Regions from separate parts of the Homo sapiens genome. Here region 2 is linked to region 1. Evidence: read pairs that join two places in POLR2A ChIA-PET (ENCODE). Cell type or tissue: Caco-2. All regions are shown on one strand. Links, peaks and the distances in the headings refer to the core of each region. The heading gives the core; the rest is flanking DNA.

Region 1 (6,297 bases), core at 823-5,822:
GGATTTCACAGAGGAAAGCCCATTCCCCACCCATTCCCTGATGCCTGCAGCCAGAGGTCCTGAAAAGTACTTTCTACCCAACAGAAGACACAGGCAGGTGGGACCTATTTACAGTTCAGAATGAAGCACTTCCCTGGGCTGTAGGCTTTACCAGAACTTTGCTCTGCTTGTTGGGAAGGAATGCAATTCATGATTCATACATTCAATAAGAGACCCAAGAATAATTTTCCAAGGCCCACTTGGAACTCAGATAAGTGCTAGAATGAAAACATTTACCAGCAGATTAAGATGGTTTTAACATTTTTCATTTCAAACCCCTATTTGCAGGGGATTACATGATAAGCCAGCTGTAAAACTTAATTCTAAACTGAAACTTGGCAAATAATGATGGACTGCCTTCACACATATTTTTTAGAAAAAAAGGGGGTGGGAGTGCAGAGAGAGAGGGAGACAACCTTTGGTCACTTGTAAGATACTGAAATGCCAAAAAAGAAGAAGTGAAAAGTCGTTTTCAGTGTTTCTTTAAATCATCCTTGCAGAGAGAAGATATCTTTGTTTTCAACATCAATCTTGAGAACCAGAGCTCAGAGATGAGACCAGACTTAAGCAAAACAGGACACTGACTTCCATCAACACCATACACTGGGCAGCTACCCCATCTCTACTTAAAATACAAAAATTAGCCGGGTATGGTGGTGTGTGCCTGTAGTCCCAGCTACTCAAGAGACTGAGGCAGCAGAATTGCTTGCACCCAGGAGGCAGAGGTTGCAGTGAGCCGAGATCGCGCCACTGCACTCCAGCCTGGCGACAGAGTGAGACTCCATCTCAAACACACACACACACACACACACACACACACACACACACACACACACACACACAAATTTAACCTGGTCACATTTATTTGTCAGAGTTAGTGTCCTAAGATGTAGAAAATAGCAACTCCTGCTGTTGTTTAGACACAATAAATTGAGTATAAACTATGTTCTCTTAGGTCCTTGTGGCCCCAGAGAGAAAACCAGACTTTGAGAAATATAGGCAGTGCATGCACTGTCCACTTCGCTTTAAAAGAAACTACAAAAAACAGTCACACAATTCTAGTAATGTGCTGTTGGCCCAGACTGTAAAATCCCAGCATGTCTCCAACCAAGTTCAGAGGAAGCGCCATCAAGGATGCCCTATGGGTAGCTTAACAGTCATTGCAGACCTGTTTGCTCTGTGAAAAGCTACAAGATGCTTTCAGCCAGAAAAAGAAAAAGAACTCAAAATGATGTGGCCACATGGATTCTGTCCTGGATTCTGTTCTCAATCCACTTTAGGTTTTAGAGACATTAAATAGAGAGCCAGTATTACGGGAAAAGGCAGCAGTATGCTAATGCGCAGGGTCAGCAAACTCCCGCCCACAGGCCAGTTTCCGGCCCACCACCTGTTTTTGTAAACAGAATTTATTGAAACCCAGCCAATATCTATACTTGCTGTAGTACTACAAATGGCAGAACTGAATATTTGCAATGGAGGCCATCTGGCCCTTTAAGAAAACATCTGATGACCCTCAGACCAGTGAATATGAGGAGATATTTAAATTCTGTGTGTGTTGGGCAGGTTAGCTAATGTCTTTGAGCCTCATTTTATCCACAGTAAAATGGGATAATAGTAACACCTATCCCAGAAGGTAGTTATCGCAGCTACAAGAGTTAATGCAAATGTAGAAAGCAAGGGGGAAATGGAATTTTAAGAGCTGGGACCCGAGTTGCATTTTGAGAGAAGTGTTGCTGTTGCTTAGGGAAGTATGAACCACTATTAGTAGTACTAATCTTTCCCACATAATCATAGGACTGTCAGCCCTACCCTATCTGAAAATAGTGGAGTTGAAGTGTCTTCATGCTCCTCTGCCTCCTGACAGACCACACCTCCAGCCTCTCATCTTTCCCACACTCTTCAGGTGGGGTAGGACTGACAGTGTGAAGAAAGGTAGTCAGGTGGGCCAAGGAAAAAAGTAGGTAAGGGAAGAAGCTGAACACATGGCAAGCTGCTGAAACAAGCAGGCAAAGTGACTGATGAAAAACTCCACATGGCGAGGCAGCACCAGCTTTGTGCAGAATCAAGGAAGCCTGATGCTCCACTTTCTCAAGTCCTCCTTGTTATGATTATAAGCCCTGCTCTCCCAACCTAAGGTTTCAGGAAAGACTGCTCAGCCCACATGCCTTGTGTGAGTGGTAAGAGGAGAAGTTAAAGGGAAGAGGCTGTGTGCCACGAGTGGGTAAACTGAACAACCAGACCCACAGGGAAAAGAGGTGTAAGTGAGCAGTATAACGGGGATGGAAATTCACACCTGGAGGGCATTCTGGAAAGAGGAGACTGTGAGGGATGGGGAGAAGTGGGGAGGAATGGGCTTCTTTCTGGATGTGGGGTAGAACATGTAAGCTGTATTTACATCTCAAAGGACAGGATGACCTCAGGTGGCACCCGAGTTACACACATCAAGAACTTAGCTCAACAACTGACATATAAAACATTTTCCTGATCTTTTACATGTCCTTGCCATTACAATTATTGTTGGAATCATTATTTACTGGAAGCCAGAAAACTTGATTCCCATTGCTTTTCTATCTCAGGATCTCAATCAAGCCGTTTAGCCACTTTAGAACCTCAGCTTCCTTATCTACAAAAATGGGCATAATAGCTGCCCCGATGACTCCACTGGATTTACGGAAGGGATCAAATGGAAAAACATGTGTACTATGAAAATTATAAGTCCCCTTCGCAATGTAAGGTGGCATCATTAAGAAGAAGTTGACTTTTTTTTTTTAAGTAAAACCTTAACCAGCCTAACCCTTAAAACCAAAACTTCAAAGCTCTTGAAGCAGTTTACATTTCTCCCCTCTTAATTCCAGGCAATAAAACTGTAACCTCCTCAAAGTTACAGGAGATACAAAGACGCAGACAGACCAGCTGCAGCTCATGGTCCACCCCCACCCCGAATAGGCTGAGATCATTTATTCAAAAGCACACCTTTGAATCATCTGTAAACACTTCCTTCAAGTTCCCAGTAAGTTAAACTTTGCTAACAGCTGGCAATTATATGGCAATTATTACACCCATTTTGTTCTTAGGCTTAAAGTTATACTCTCTGGAAAAACAGAGAATGATATAAAGTTGGTCTTTTACTAAAATTGTGTACAGTACCTGCCTCCCGACCCATTGCTTTTTAGGAAATGTCAGGCAGTGCTTAAAGAGAAATAGCAGGACTGTGCCCACACATGGGCCAGAGTGATGAATCTGCTTTGAATTGGAATAAGGAAAAACAAACATCGTTGAACGGGGGAGATTTAGTTCAAGGGTTTCAAAGTAAAAATTCCAGAGATAGCTCCATTTCAAACCACTGCACCCAATTTTGAGATAACATATGAATGAAGTCTAGATGTGGAACATGATGGGAATACAGCTATATTACTGAATAAATGCCTTTCATATATATGATAGCATATTTAAATATGATTGGCTATATAACGTATCAAATGTCTATTACGTCCTATCATCTCTGTTGGGTACCTTGTCCCCCCTGCTGGATACTTTTAACATCCATTGTATCATTTCATTCTCCTAATAATCCTATGGAAAAGATACTGTGTTCTTATTTTATCGATGAGCAAACTGCGGCTTCAAGGGATACAACAACTTGACTCAGTCCATACAACTAGTAAGTCCCTAGTTCAATATACTGTCTGTGGATAAAATATGGGTCATCTCTTTTAGAAAGGCATTTACAATCAAGTTGCTTTGCCAACACTCAAGCAAGCAAGTTGGAGAAAACTGTTGCAGTAACAATCAAAAGCCTGTTTTCAAGATGCTTCCATTTTTATTAAGTCATTCAAAAATTGCCCTCATGCTCTGTATATGTAGTCTTATATCAAAAAGCGATTAAGATCTGACATGGGCCAAATGTCGGTCTTCAGAGGCTCACAGCCCTCATGGCAGTGCGATGTAATTCAATATTGCAACACTGAGGCTCGGAAAGACAATGCGCGTGTTAGGTTGCAGCATTCATTACCTCAGGCGAGACACAGGCCCTCTGTGTATACACTATCAAAGCCCCACTAAACTTAAACTGAAATGCCAAACACGGCGACCTGGGCCCCGTTAATCAACATCTGCTCAACAGTTTGCCTCTTTCCACCAGCTAGCAAAGAGAATGCCATACAGCTTTTGTGCTGTAAAACCTGGGTAGGCTGAAAGAACAACCTGAGCTGGTGCCTTCTAGCTGGGATGGCAGTATTCCCTGATGGGGAGGGCAGACTTAGGGGAGAAAAGACAGTCATAGTTGCCTTTGAGTTTCAGAGATTTTCACTCCCAGCAGAATAGCAAATGAAGCAAGTCATTTTCCTCCCTTCCAAGGAGTGATATCACTTTTTTTTCAGACAATAAAATACATGGAAAGTGAAATGGTTTGATTATCTTTAGCACCAGTAAATTTTATTGTAATCCATGGCCAAATATATTTATGTCTGGTTCTGATATACAACCTTAGCTCCTATTGTTCAGAGGAAATTTTACTTAAAAGACGTTAGTCATTAAGTCTGCCCTGAAGAGCTCAAGCAGAGCTTTTCCTACTAGAATGTCCCGTATAACAGGCGAGACAGACAAACTGCAGAGGTAATGGAGGCTGGCTTCCAAATCTGCCACTCTCCGGGGGCCTATCAGCCCCATCATTAGTACAACACAGCTGCAGAGAGACTCTTCTTATTTTCAGTGAATTCATTCCATCCCAACTTCTTGGCCAATCCCACTCTCAGTCTCCCCTCTCTCTATCTGCACTTGCATGCCCTCATGCTGAGAATTGCCACATTGTGGTTGGTTCTGTCTGCCCACATTTCAACAACAAATAACAGCCTGGGTGGCTCCAGGTTTCATGGGGCCTGAATTTGATAGGAGTGTGGAAGGGGGGTTTCTTTAAAGAAAAATCTTACTTTTGCAAAATTTACAAAAACATAAACATGAGAATACACTGCCAGAGTTTTGGAAGAGACTTGTGCAAAGGAGGGGGCATGAACTTAAGCACCATTAGCTTTCCAGCAAATTCATCTCTGGTATGTAATAATGTTTACTGAGTGATGTCCACATAACCCTCAGTCCATCCTGTCTCACCAGACCAAGAGCTTAACCTTTGCCATGTGACAATTCTTCCTTCATCTGGAGACAAATGCTTTTGAACACCTGTCCCTAGAGGACATAAGGTTTGGTCTGCTCAATTGCTAAGAGATAATTTATGAAAGTCCCCATAAAGAGAGGGAAAGAAGACATGAAATGTCATTTGGTCTTTATAGTTTCCTCAATGTCATGAGGGTGTTGCATGCTTGCTATGACTTTGTTTCTCTTGAGAAACAGGAGAAACCTACTTCTCAGTGCCCCAGATAAGAAAGGAAAAGTTACAACTCAGTGGCCTCTCCACCAACCACCTCAGAAAAGAAAGACACAAATGAACAACACTGACCAGGTCATGTCCTTGAAGCTGATCTGGACAAAATCTGTTTCCCAAATATGTATGTATTATGTATCATACATTATTATGTATGGGCCTTGTGAGAGAGTTGGGGCCTCCTAGCACTACTTGGACATAGGTGTCAATCTTTAAGACCTGAGAGATCTGTGCTGGTAATAGCTGGACGTTACTTAATACCCTCTGAGTTGAGAATAGACGAGATGATGTGACAAGTGCTCTCTGACCGGTTTTGGTCTCTTAGAGCTCTCAATCCTGCACTTAACTGCTTTATTGAAAAGCCAATCAATATATTAAGAGACTGGAATGAATGAAGACACCTTCCCTGGTCAATAGGCATACTCTTTTTTAAAAAAGGATTCATTAGGCGCCAGTTATTGTACTGAGCTCTTTTCACTCATTCTCCATGAATCCTCATGGCTTCTCTACGAGGTAGGTACCATGATCATGTTCATTACAGATATGGGGGCAACTAAGGTTGAGAAGGGTAAGGAACTTGTCTAACCTACATAGTTAAAAAAGAGATAAGCCAAAATTTAACCTCAGGTCTTTTCTTCCTCCCATTTCCCCAATAAGATCCTTTTATTTCTTACCTTCTCCTCCTTCCCCCACAAACACACCATTAAACAATGGCTCTAAATCTTAACACTTATTTTTTATATTTTATTTCTAATTACAGTAAAATATACAAGCAAGATTTACCATCTCAACCATTTTTAAGTGTCCACTTCAGGGGCATTAAGTACATTCATATTGTTTGCTGTGCAGTCATCACTGCCATCCATCCACAGAATGATTTT
Region 2 (6,297 bases), core at 916-5,915, 85 kb before region 1:
TCCAAAACTTCTTCCAAACTATTTTCATTAATGCAACTTAAGGCATCTGGAAGGCTTAACTTATGCTCAATGGGGGGTTACGGTAATTTATGCATCCTTACACTTTCCCAAGTATTTATCCCCATGACAACACACTACAAAAATAAATGGCTGATCTTTCCACTCTTCTTCTCGTAACTCAAACCTCTTCTCTTAGTCTGATGTGAATGAGTAAAACAGAATCAGTGGTGGGTGGTGGATGAAGCAAAAATCAATGAAGGATAACAAAGTGGCAGAATTATCGGCAAAGAGGGCATAAACCACTTCCCCCTGATTAAATGAGAAGACAGAACAAACCACTTCCCCACACAATTGCCTCAACACAACCACTTCCAAAATCCACCGCTAAAATGTCACCTGTTTCAGTTTCACTTGATGACATATTTTTCCTAACCCAGTGGTTTCCAAATAGCGTTCTACCAGTACTAGCTCTAGGGTATGTTAATAACGTTACCAAAAAACAAAAACAAAACCAACAAACAAGGGGCTAGGGTCAAATAAGTCTTGAGAGCCCATGTACAGATTCCTGACCCCTGGAACATAAGCCTTCCCTCTTCTTGACCAAGCCTATTTCCTCAATGGACATAATCCTCCATACTAGAGTCATGACAGGAACTTTACCTAGTGGGATTCATGAAAATCCTGGGTACCCACAGTTTTTCATGCCCTTTCTAGTTTCCACCTGGATGGCAATGTTTCTAGAGCTCCCAGGGGCAGGGTGGCCAAACATTTAGGAATGTTACCCTATCTAAAACCCACAGAGCAGCCACTAGGATCTCCAACTCAGGTGCCTAAGCATGTATGCCATAGAATGTAGCATTTGATCAGCATCTCTTTGGACCAGGCAATGTTCATGTTGTATATACACCTCATTTAATCCTCACGACAATCTTATGACATAGATATTACATAGACCAGAAAAATGAGGAAGAGCAGGAAAGCAACGTGCTTAGAAGGCTCATCTAGCTAGAGGGAGGCAGTGCTGGAGCTCCACCCCAATCTATTAGACTCCAAAATTCATGTCACTTTCCTAACTGAATACCTCTGATTTACCACACTTCCTAATTCCCTGTTATCAGAGCTAACCATGATAATCCTACCACCAAAAAGAAAAAATTCACTGGGCAGCTGTAAGACTGTTTATCCAAAGCTACATGACTCCCACCCACCATGGGCTGTTCCAAGTGCTTTCTCTCCTTCTCACCACAGAAAACTCAGTAAATACCCATTTTTTCCCATCAGAGGACAAACACACAATCACATGCATACATATATATTTATATTTATTTCACACACACATATCCCTAAACAGTGCTTGTGAGGCATCTCTCTTTTACATGTAGGCTCTGCCTTCTGTATAACAGAGACATTGCAAAGACTAAAAACTATCTGATACTCCTTGAAAATAGACAGACAGGAGTAAGCTTACTCTAACATTCTTCATACAGCATCTAAGGAAACGTTATCAGTGAATAGCTGAGATTTGAGAAATAACTAAAGTTTTCGAAAATTCCTATGGGATAATGTATGGATAACTCTTTATTAAATGTAGCTGTAGCATAATTTAGAAATGAGAAATAATTTAAAGTCATATTGTATAGATGGATTTTTCTATACTAGTAGGTAATAAGTCAAATTTTTTAAGAAAAACACCAACACTAATTAGATGAATATGAAAAATATTTCATTAAGATTCAAGATAAAGCAGAAAAAAGGAACTGATTTGCAAAAATTAGGTGTTTTCCTGATGATAGGGTCTCAACCTCGTATTTCTCAGCCCATGCAGTGATTCTGATTACTATTAGGCCCTTTTTCTGGTATAAATCCTAAATTATTTCTTGTTGTACCTTATAAAATCAGAATTCTTCCTTCAAAGAAGAAATTTATAAGAAAAACTTGCCCCTTTCTCAGCTGAAGAAACTGAAAACCCTTATGAAATCAACATCTTCAAAGCCCAACCCATGAAGAAAGCAACATTTTATCTGCTGTGGTTTAAATGTGTCCCCCAAAGTTCATGAGTAGGAAACTTGATCGCCTATGCAGCAATGCTGGAAGGTGGGGGCCTAATGGGAGGTGTTTGGGTCATGGAGGCACCGTCCTTATGAATGGATTAATGCTGTTGTCCTGGGAGTGGGTTCCTTATGAAAGGACAAGTTCAGCCCTCTCTCACCGTTTCTGTTGTACTCTCTTGCCCTCTCTTGCCTTTCTGCCTTTCTGCCTTTCTGCCTTTCACCATGGGCTGAAGCAGCAAGAAGGCCCTCACCAGATGCCAGCTTCCTGATCTTGGACTTTCCATCCTATAGAAATGTGAGAAGTAAACTTCTGTTCAGTATAAATTACCCAGTCTGTGGTATATATAGCACCACAAAACAGATACTATTCAAAAATAAAGTGTCAAATTCTTAATAACTTGTTGTTTCATAGTGAACTCAAATCTGCTTTCCTTATATTTTTAATTACTTGATTTTCTATTATTTTCTTTTTTTAACATTATATTTTAATATGGATCTTCTAGAAAATCAGAGTATTGGCTTACATTCCAAATGTAGAAGTGAAATGACAAGGAACAGTAATTTCCCTGGCTGTTGATGTTTATTTTCTATGTTGCTGTTTGAAGGAAACTGATTAAAAGAAAACTCCTGGCAACACCTGAAAACATGATGACTCAGAAAAAGAATCACAGTTTTCTCACCGAACAAATTGTTGGGAGTAGAATATTTCTGATATAGATTTAGAAATCTCTATGAACTGAAGGCATTTCCTGGGCAATTAATCAAGAGAAACTTTTACATAAAAACACATCTCGATTGAGCTATTTGCGTAAGAGCCCACAAGCTGCAATGACTAATTATAAGTCTCAGACCTGTGCAGTTTGCTGAAATGCTTTTCTCCAGGCCGTCAAAAACACCATGACAACACACAAATTCAACAAGAATAAACTAACAATGGGAAGCTACAATTACAGAAAGGAATTATTCAAAGTATGTGACCTTTGCACAAAAATGATACACGTTTATTTGATACTACTGACTCTCCTCTATTTCCGCCCTTTGATAGGTCTGTGTAATTCTCATTAACAATAATGAGAGATATGTGCTAAAAATGAATAGCTGCTAACTCCAGCCATCTGTGCATTCCTGGTACAAATAAAATTGAATGTCATCACTACCCTATTGGATTTCTCAGTAATGCTCTTTGCTGATAAGAACTTTAAAAAAATACCAATGGCTTTTTTTCTTTTTCTAACTCATAAAAAACATGCCCATTCCCCTTGCTACATAAAGGGGTCTATTCTACTCGGAATCCAGGCAGCCACTGAGAGGTGAGGGTGAGATAAATCCTTGCTTATCAAGATAACTGTTTCCCCAGTCAGTATAAATGGAGACAAAGTATACCCAGACTCGAATGATTAAAATGGCCAAATTCTTAGCAGGTTAACTCATTACTTTTCATCCTTCTCTTGCCAGCCCTGAAAGCTAAGTAGCTGTCTTAACAGCCTGCAGCAATCACTTCCAAACAACTCTCCTGCCCTACAGGAGAAAATTAAAGGTAAAATGGACTTAATTCATTTTTCCTTTATGAATTACTGGCTGTCAAAAATTTGAGAAAGGTCCCAAGCTTTAATGGATACTTTTGGAAAGAGAGATCATGTGCTATAGAACCCAAGATGGTATGCTGGAGAGCCAGAAAAGCTGGAAAACTGGAAAGTCGCTGGTCAGGAATTTTATACACATACACACACACACACACACACACACACACACACACACACACACACCCTTCACCACTGTATATACAGGAAGAGAGAAGCCAGTATGACCATCTCCAGTCCCAGCCAAATGTCTCTGCAGTGACAACTGAAGAACACATAGCATCACAGGGCCACATGGTTCTACCTTCACTTCCCTAAGCAGCCAGTTGACCTGCAGTAAGCCAGCCTTTGCAAGAGCACCTCCATACACCCCTTTCAGGGTTGAGTGTTAAGTCCTGCTTCCGAAAACCCAAGGGTCTAATGATCAGGTGAATTGCTTCTTCCTCTAGAGCCACACAGAAGGCTGTAGTGCTTGGGATCCTCTCTTAGGTTTGATCATTAGATCTAGTTTTATATGACATACGATGACAGAACTGCTAAGAATATTTATTAGCTTGGCTAACAACTAAAGAAAAAAATGGTAATCACAGCTCTCTGGAGAGGCTTTTTAAATTTCATTTTATGGCACTATAAAATGAGGCCATACCCTGAGCATTTAAATGGGCAAATTATTTGGTTGGAAGTAGCTCAAATTTTGAAGTTCAGTCACACTGGTAGACATAAAAACTAAGCAAATATTCAAGGTAAGCATCCATTTCAAAGGTAACTAAGACATTACCAAAAGAGAGGAAGCATTTATTTCATATAAATGGCCGCATGTGTGTTGCAGGAGCATATATGTTTGGGGTCAAGGTTCGCTTTATTTTAAAGTTTTGGCAAAATGTAGTACCTCATTGAACCATCAAAAAAGCAGTGCCAATATAAAGCTGTCAGCTAGTAATTTATTTGTAAACAACATGTTTAATTATAATAGCGCAAATAACAAATCACAAATCAACTTACTTTCTCTGAGAGCAAAATTTTTAAAACTATTCCCTTTACAACTTATTAAAAAAATTTAGTATTGTGTATTAAACAGGATTTTAAAAGGACATATCAAATACTAATAATTACTAATTAGTAATATTACTAATTACTATAGTAGTATTAGTAATAAAAATTACTAATATACAAGAAAAACTAACAGTCATATATTTAATAAGGGTCTAGCATCTAGAATATATAAATACCACAACTCAACAATAAAAAGACAAATAACCTAATTAAACATGGGCACAGAATTTGAATAGACATTTCTCCAAATAAGATATACAAATGGCCAATAAGACCATGAAAAGATCTTCAATCTCACTAGTCATTAGAAAAATGTAAATCAAAACCACAATGAGATACCACTTCATACCCAATAGGATGGCTATGGTCAAAAAGAAAAATAAGAAGAAGTGTTGGTGAGAATGCAGAGAATTTAGAACAATTATTTATTGCTAGCGGGAATGTAAAATGGCACAGCCACTTTTGAATACAATTTGGCAGTTCCTCAACAAGCTAAACATAGTTACCACGGGACACAGCAATTCCACTTGCAGATATACAGCCATGAGAAGTGAAAACATATATTCAAACAACAACTTGCACATGAATGTCCATAGCAATATTTTTCATATCAGCTAAAAACTGGAAACAACCTAAAAGTCAATCAACTGATGAAAAGATAAACAAAATGTGGTATACCCACACAATGGAATATTATCAATAGAAAGGAATGAGATGGTGATACATACTATAACATGGATGAAACTCAAATACATTATGCTAAGTAAAAGAAGTCAGTCACACAAAAACACATAATATATAATCCCAATTAAATAAAAGGTCTCAAATACTCAAATACTTAGATTAGTCGTTGCCAGGGGCTGGGGGAAAGAGGGAATAAATGAGGGAGAGGGGAGTGACTGCTAATGGGTATGGGGTTTCTTTCTGGGGTGATTAAATTTTAATTCTAGAATTAGAGGGTGGTGATGGTTGCACAACCTTGTGAATATACCAACAATCACTTAATTATACACTTTAAAAGGGTGAATTTTATGGTATGCAAATATATCTTAATTAAAAAATTACAAATGCTAGTAATAAAAAATTAAATGCTATAAAAAAGTTTATAAAAAGAAAACTTATATTGTCCCTCCATCTTCCCCAATAAACCACTCTCACTGTTAAGGGTTTTCTGTCAATCTTTCTAGAAATTTTTTAGGCATAATGCAAGCATAGACACATCTTTAAAAATACAGTGGACAATACTATACATTTTACAGTATGTCTTGGACATCTTTCCATGTCAGTAACATATAGATTGGGGTATGAAGAAGGGGGCTGGAGAGAGAGAATGGAGCTGAAAGAAGGAATGCCAGAAAGGAACTGAAATCACCCTCTGGGTGGTGGAGGAGTAAGGATCAGTACCTTTCTCAAATTTTCAAATGTCTGTTGAACAATCCTGGATATCCTACATACATCTTAATATATTGAAATTAAAATCTCAACTGTTGCCTCCTCATAGCCAAAATCACCCTCCTTCTTCTGTACCCTTTATCTTCATTAAACCACCCAAGATTGGGAGTCAAAGAGGAGTGAGTCTTCCATATTCCCAGAACATCACACACAATAGATCA

The links. ChIA-PET counts read pairs that join two places held together with the same protein. Peaks named below come from ENCODE experiments on the same cell type or tissue, not always from the same donor. Only the 100,000 strongest peaks of a DNase experiment are listed, where the experiment ranks them.
Region 2: POLR2A ChIA-PET joins it to region 1 with 9 read pairs; 2 of 35 experiments call an interaction of 5 or more read pairs at or near these places.

Annotation. Positions count from the first base shown.
Region 1 is chr3:56,050,998-56,057,294 of GRCh38, forward strand. All of the region lies in intron 7 of ERC2 (ELKS/RAB6-interacting/CAST family member 2), which reads right to left. Among named protein-coding and RNA genes, the nearest start is that of MIR3938, 200 kb to the left of the region's middle. In Caco-2, for the core only: no CTCF peak of the experiment used is centred there; DNase peaks (open chromatin) are centred at 2,964, 4,074 and 5,154.
Region 2 is chr3:55,965,620-55,971,916 of GRCh38, forward strand. All of the region lies in intron 12 of ERC2 (ELKS/RAB6-interacting/CAST family member 2), which reads right to left. Among named protein-coding and RNA genes, the nearest start is that of MIR3938, 120 kb to the left of the region's middle. In Caco-2, for the core only: no CTCF peak of the experiment used is centred there; no DNase peak of the experiment used is centred there.